Linked DNA regions of Homo sapiens: region 1 is linked to region 2. A link is a contact called in ENCODE Hi-C data. All regions are on one chromosome and are shown on one strand. Each heading gives the region's core, a stretch centred on a gene start or an enhancer-like site at or near the end of the contact. The rest is flanking DNA. Distances are from core to core; before and after follow the strand shown. Region 1 holds the start of CDK8 (cyclin dependent kinase 8). Region 2 holds the start of RPL21 (ribosomal protein L21).

Region 1 (2,700 bases), core at 82-2,581, 1.0 Mb before region 2:
AATTTAATTTTACACAGTGGTGAAGTCACTAATTTTCTCCAAGGAAAATTATATAAGAGAAAGCCCTTTGGAGGCTTTTTCACAAGATGATATCATCATCATCATCATTGGTATATGGATCTTTTTGAGATAAACATGTTTATTCATTCATTAATTTAACAAGTGTTTACTGTGCATCATTATCAAGGCATGACACTAGGTTTTACAGAAGATGCAAATATGACTTCCTATAACAACTTAGGATCTAGCAAGGTAGAGGAAATAAAAGATGAAAGGAATTTGATAAATATCACAGGAAAGGTGGGAAAAAAAGTGTTAAAAAGTTCACATTAAAACTGCAAAGTTCATATTCCCTTTGGGAAGTGGGGAGCTTTAGTGGAAATGGTAACAATTGGAAAACCAAAAATTAAAAATAGACAAGGGGGGTAAGATAAAATGATAGATTAGTATCAAGATACCAGGACTCCTGAAGCAGGACATATTGCTACCTTAAGATTATTAACAAACTAGTTCCCATGGATTTAGATCCTTTCTGTAATCATAGCTAGAAACTGGTGTTCTTATAGGTAGTATCGCAGAAGGCTGTACTGTACTCAATACTTCCTGTATATGGATAGGAAAGGTTTGGATGGTCATCTGTCACAAGAGTAACAATGTTTAGGAGTAGCTTGGACACTGGTCATTGATTCACTTTTATTGGTGCTTGTAATGTCAGTATGTTGACATCATTGTGCAGCCCTTATCAGATTGTGAACACCAAGAGTACCCCAACTGCTGGCCCGCGAGCTGTTTACAAATATCATACCGGCTTTTATCGATGATAGTGGCCTTTAAAATCTGGAGTTCAGAGTGGCACAAAATGTGTTTCTAATGCAAACGACTCTCCTTCCCACGTGCACCTCTTTGATCAAGTTTGTGGCTGAAATCAGACTCTAGTTAGATCGCTGTAAAAATAAAAATAAATTTTCCCCAAATGATTGAAACGAATTTCACCCTAGACTACGAGTCCCATCATGCAACGCTCCCATATTCCCACCGTGTGGGGCGGAGTCGTAGAAGGGGCGGCAGCGGCGGCGGCCTGTGCATTCTGGGTATTGTAGTCTGGGGCCCGGCCACCGCTGGGGCTGGTTCCACGTGGTGCATTTGGCGGCAGCTTTGGGCAGTGGCTCCCCTGCTCCCTCCACACGGTCCTCAGGGTGCCAGCGCCAGCAGGGGCGGCCAGCCACCGCGGGAGCGGGCTAGAGTGTGGCCCGGAGGCAGCCCGAGGCTTCGCGACGTTTTTGCGACAGCCGCGGCCGTGTTCCGCGAGTGCCCTCCCTCCTCCTCTCTTTGAGGAGGTACCGGCTGTTGTGCGGCTCTGCCCTTCTGTTTGAGTGTATGGGAGAGTGAGTGAGTGAGTGAGTGTGAGCGTGTGTGTGAGAGCGTGAGGCGTGAGTGCGCGTGTGAGAGGACGAGAGCCCGCCTGGCCGCCCCGCCGCTCCCGCCGCAGCAGGAGCAGAACGCGCGGCCGGAGAGAGCGGCGGAGCCGGCGCCCAGGGAGCCCGCGGGGACAAGGGCAGAGACACCGCTCCCCACCCCCAGCCCTCGTCCCTCGGCTCTCCTTCGCCGGGGGATCCTCCCCGTTCCTCCACCCCCGGCCGGCCTCTGCCCCGCCGTCCCCCTGGATGTCCCTGGCGCTTTCGCGGGGCCTCCTCCTGCTCTTGCCGCATCAGTCGGGCTGGTGCTGCGGCCGGCGGGCGTAGAGCGGGCGGGTTCCCGGGGGCTGCGGCTGCCCGTGCTTCCCCGGTCCCCACCCCTGCCCCCCGGCCCCCCGACCCAGCTCTCCGGCCTCAGAGGCTGTGACAATGGACTATGACTTTAAAGTGAAGCTGAGCAGCGAGCGGGAGCGGGTCGAGGACCTGTTTGAATACGAGGGCTGCAAAGTTGGCCGAGGCACTTATGGTCACGTCTACAAAGCCAAGAGGAAAGATGGGTGAGTGTGTGTGTCTGGGCCGGTGTCCGCGCTGGGCGGCGCTCCCGCAGGCCGAGGCAGGTAGCCCGGAGGGAGAGCGGGCCGCCGGGGTGCCGGGCTCTGACTTCCTCGACGCCGGCCTCTGGCTCCGCCAGCCAGGTTTGGGGAGGAAGTGGTGTACGAGGGATCCAAACCCACGAGAAATCCTGCGTGCCGCGTCTGTGTTCTGCTCTGGTGGTAAGAGGCAAGATGAGCCTCTGCACCGTGGGCTGTATACTTTTCAAGGATTTCAAAGCTGATTCATGAAAAAATTCGTTCTAAAACGCCGGGTTAAATGTTTTTTGTTTTTTTTTTTCCTTGGTCGATTTATTATGGTAACCTTCTGGGGATTTCCTCACCCGCCTCTGGAGTGTCATCCATCGGTCTAGAAGGAAGGCTGTGATCCTTTCCCCCACCAGTTTGTGATCGATTTTTTATCAAATTTGTATTTTATTTGAGGAAAGGAAGGCAGCGAGTGAATGTGGTTCTGGAGAGAGTTCCCCATAGTGATCATCTGCAACATAAATGTTGCAATTGCTATTTAGATATTATTAGCTGTGAATTTTTACATAGAACAATGGGGGTTTGGTGCAGGGTGGGTGGTGGGGAAGAAGGCAAGTGACATAGGGACTATCTCGTTCAGGCGGTTTCCCCCAAATTTAGCGGCTGGCAGTGAACTTTAAATAATCCCTTTGCTTTAAATATTCTTC
Region 2 (2,700 bases), core at 30-2,529:
GGAGACATCATAACTAAATGTAATGTGGTATTCTGGATGGAATCCTGGAACAGAAAAAGGGTATTAGGTAAAACCGAAGGAAATCTGAATAAAATGTGAACCTTAGTTAATAACAGTGTAAAATATTGGTTCATTAATTGCAACAAATGTACCATATTAGCATGAGATGTTAATAATAGGGGAAACTGGATGCTGGGTATATGGCATTATCTCAATTTAAATAAACTACATTAAGAAAATAATATCTATTTTTAAAGGTGTAGTGAATAAAACAATGGCCACCCATATATTTAACACCCGGTTTAATAATGGTCAATACAGTTAAAGCCTCCCTTTATTGTCCCCTCCTTACCAGATATGACTGCTTTTCTCAACTTGATTTTCATTCTCTTGTATTTCTTGACTTCTTTAACTACATATGTATGCATAACTAAGCAATATATAGCATTGTTTTACAAGTTTTAGAGTTGAATGTATATGAATTGTCATACTATTTATTTTTCTACATCTTTCTCTTTTTGCCTCATCACATTTCTGAGTTCAGTCTTCTTTTATTGGCGTATAATACTACATCCTAACATCCCATAAGGTATTTATTCTGTTATTGATGGACGTTTCTAATTTTTTGCTTCTACCCACAGCGCTGTTACGTACATCCTTGTTCACTTACCAAAGTTTCTACAAGACATATAGGTAGGAGCAGAGTGCTGGGGTTTAGTAATTGAAAACTTTTACTAGATTTTGCCACATTGCTTTCCCAAAGAGGTTTTAACATTTGCGCACCTACTAGCAGGTGCGTATGTTTAGACGTGTGGAGGAGAAACTATTTAAAGACATACAAACTAGATAATATACTTGCTTCATTCTCGTTTGACCTTCGTACCCAAGCAATTATTTCTGCAAACAAACAAATAAACAACTACTAATAGCACTTCCCGCACCGCCAGCCGCAGTTTTCCCTGCGGAGACGCGGATACAAGGCAGCTTCCGGCGAAGGCGGTGACGCAAAGGATGGCGTAAGCACGCTCGGGACGACGGCGTCCTCTTGATCGCCCTTGAAGGCCCCTTTCCGGGCTGTCTGACACGATGCAAGTGTCAGCTTGTGTTGGCCGGTTGCCTTTCTTTCGCAAGAGGGGAAAATATCCTCACAGACTTTCTGTGTTCTCAGAGACGATCTTCTTCCCTAGAAAGAAGTCGCTTACGGTTGGCGTTTCCCTCAGGCAGCGCCGTGGGCAGCCCACAGGCCCTTGTAAGGCGCGCGCCGCGGCCCCGCCTCTTTCCTTTCGGCCGGAACCGCCATCTTCCAGGTAGGGCCTACGCGTGGCTCCCGGGCGCTAGGTGTTCGACAGACTTGAACCGCGACCTTGTGGCCTCAGAGGTCGTTCATTGGGACCGTGGGGAGACTCTCTAACCTGTTTGAGGTCCATTGGCATGGGCGGGTTAAACCATGTTCTGCCAGACGGGGAGCAGCGTGCGCCGGGTCGGGTCTGGGCCGTGGGCTGAGAACCGGACTGCGATGTTGCGGCCCTGCGGGGGGACATTTGCGAGAAAGACGAGACTGAGTCGCTTGGGGTGAGGCGACTCGAGTTAATCTTTAAAAGACTTCGTTTTATGTTCCCGTGGCTGCATCTCCGGTACTGTGGGTGGCCCCTCTCACATAGGCTGTGTGGGGGCCGCGTGGCCTGATGCCTTTCTAACTCCTTTCAGTGTGGCTTTTTTATTCCAAATCTTGCGATGATGTTGGGTGAGGACTTAAGGGGTAGTAGGAATGGGTTTAAAGTCAGGCGTCGGCTTTAATCTTCTGTGAAGCCTACAGGTGTGAAAACCCGGGCTCTCGGTCGGAGAGTGGGTCCCGGAGTCGTCCTGGGTGATGAACCCTCACTGCCCTTAGTTAATGCATAAGACGATTTCCGACTGTTTTTAAAATTTTGACCCCACATGGTGATCGGACGAAGGGAAAGTGTTTTGAGGTTGCAACACCAATATTTGCACCAAGAGGAGATACTGTTTTGCGAATTCTAGGGCAGCATGCTTTGAGTGAAGGGAAACATTTAGCCATAGTTCATCATTTTGTCTAGTTTGTGGACGTCAACAGAGTCGAGCAAACTGCAGGTTGCTCTTTATGGTGGATCCTAGTTGCCATGATTTTAATACTCTTACAAACTGTAAAGCATCGTTTTGAAAAGTGCCTTCAGTTTTAAGTGTATGGGGTCCATGCTTAAAATGGATTCCAAACTCAGAAAGATGGATCTAGTGGAGGATTATGGGCTCTGGAATCAGGAATGAGTTAACTGATTATGCCACTTGGTGATTCCACAAAGTGACTTGAATCTACACAGTATCACCCTTTGTGTACTAACTTAGCACAAGTTTTTGGAACTTTATACACATCTAAAGGCTTTGGGGATTGGAACAGAGTACCTGGCATTTAAAGGGTTCATCCATTGTAACAATGGTTTGACTTTGGTGAGTTAGGTGAAACATGTCTTCTTGCTATACAATTTTTATAAAAATGGTACTTTGGGAGCCATTCTTAAAGGATTGTTGGTAAACTTAGAAACCAAATTGTGTTAGAATATTGTCAACACGTCAAGCCTGACTGCTGTATTTTACCTTATGGTAGGAGTAATGGCCAGGAATGGCATTTCTGCCCTATAATGACTAAAGAGCTATCAAAACTATTGTTTTGGCCTTTTTGGG

The links. Hi-C counts contacts between places; a loop is a spot of excess contacts on that map. Pooled maps may share reads with other maps.
Region 1: a map of CD8-positive, alpha-beta T cell shows a loop between it and region 2 (10-fold over the local background). The contact joins the promoter of CDK8 here to the promoter of RPL21 in region 2. A Hi-C loop is called at or near these places in 4 of 168 maps with a recorded cell type or tissue (CD4-positive, alpha-beta T cell, CD8-positive, alpha-beta T cell and naive thymus-derived CD4-positive, alpha-beta T cell) and 10 of 50 pooled maps.

What each region holds. Positions count from the first base shown.
Region 1 is chr13:26,252,798-26,255,497 of GRCh38, forward strand. It overlaps CDK8 (cyclin dependent kinase 8), which reads left to right and starts at 1,332. Exons shown (of 13, transcript NM_001260.3): 1 at 1,332-1,972. The coding sequence starts at 1,845. RefSeq lists a silencer at 1,337-1,936.
Region 2 is chr13:27,250,279-27,252,978 of GRCh38, forward strand. RPL21 (ribosomal protein L21) reads left to right here and starts at 1,280. Exons shown (of 6, transcript NM_000982.4): 1 at 1,280-1,307. RefSeq lists enhancers at 584-1,783, 602-1,187, 995-1,534, 1,188-1,773.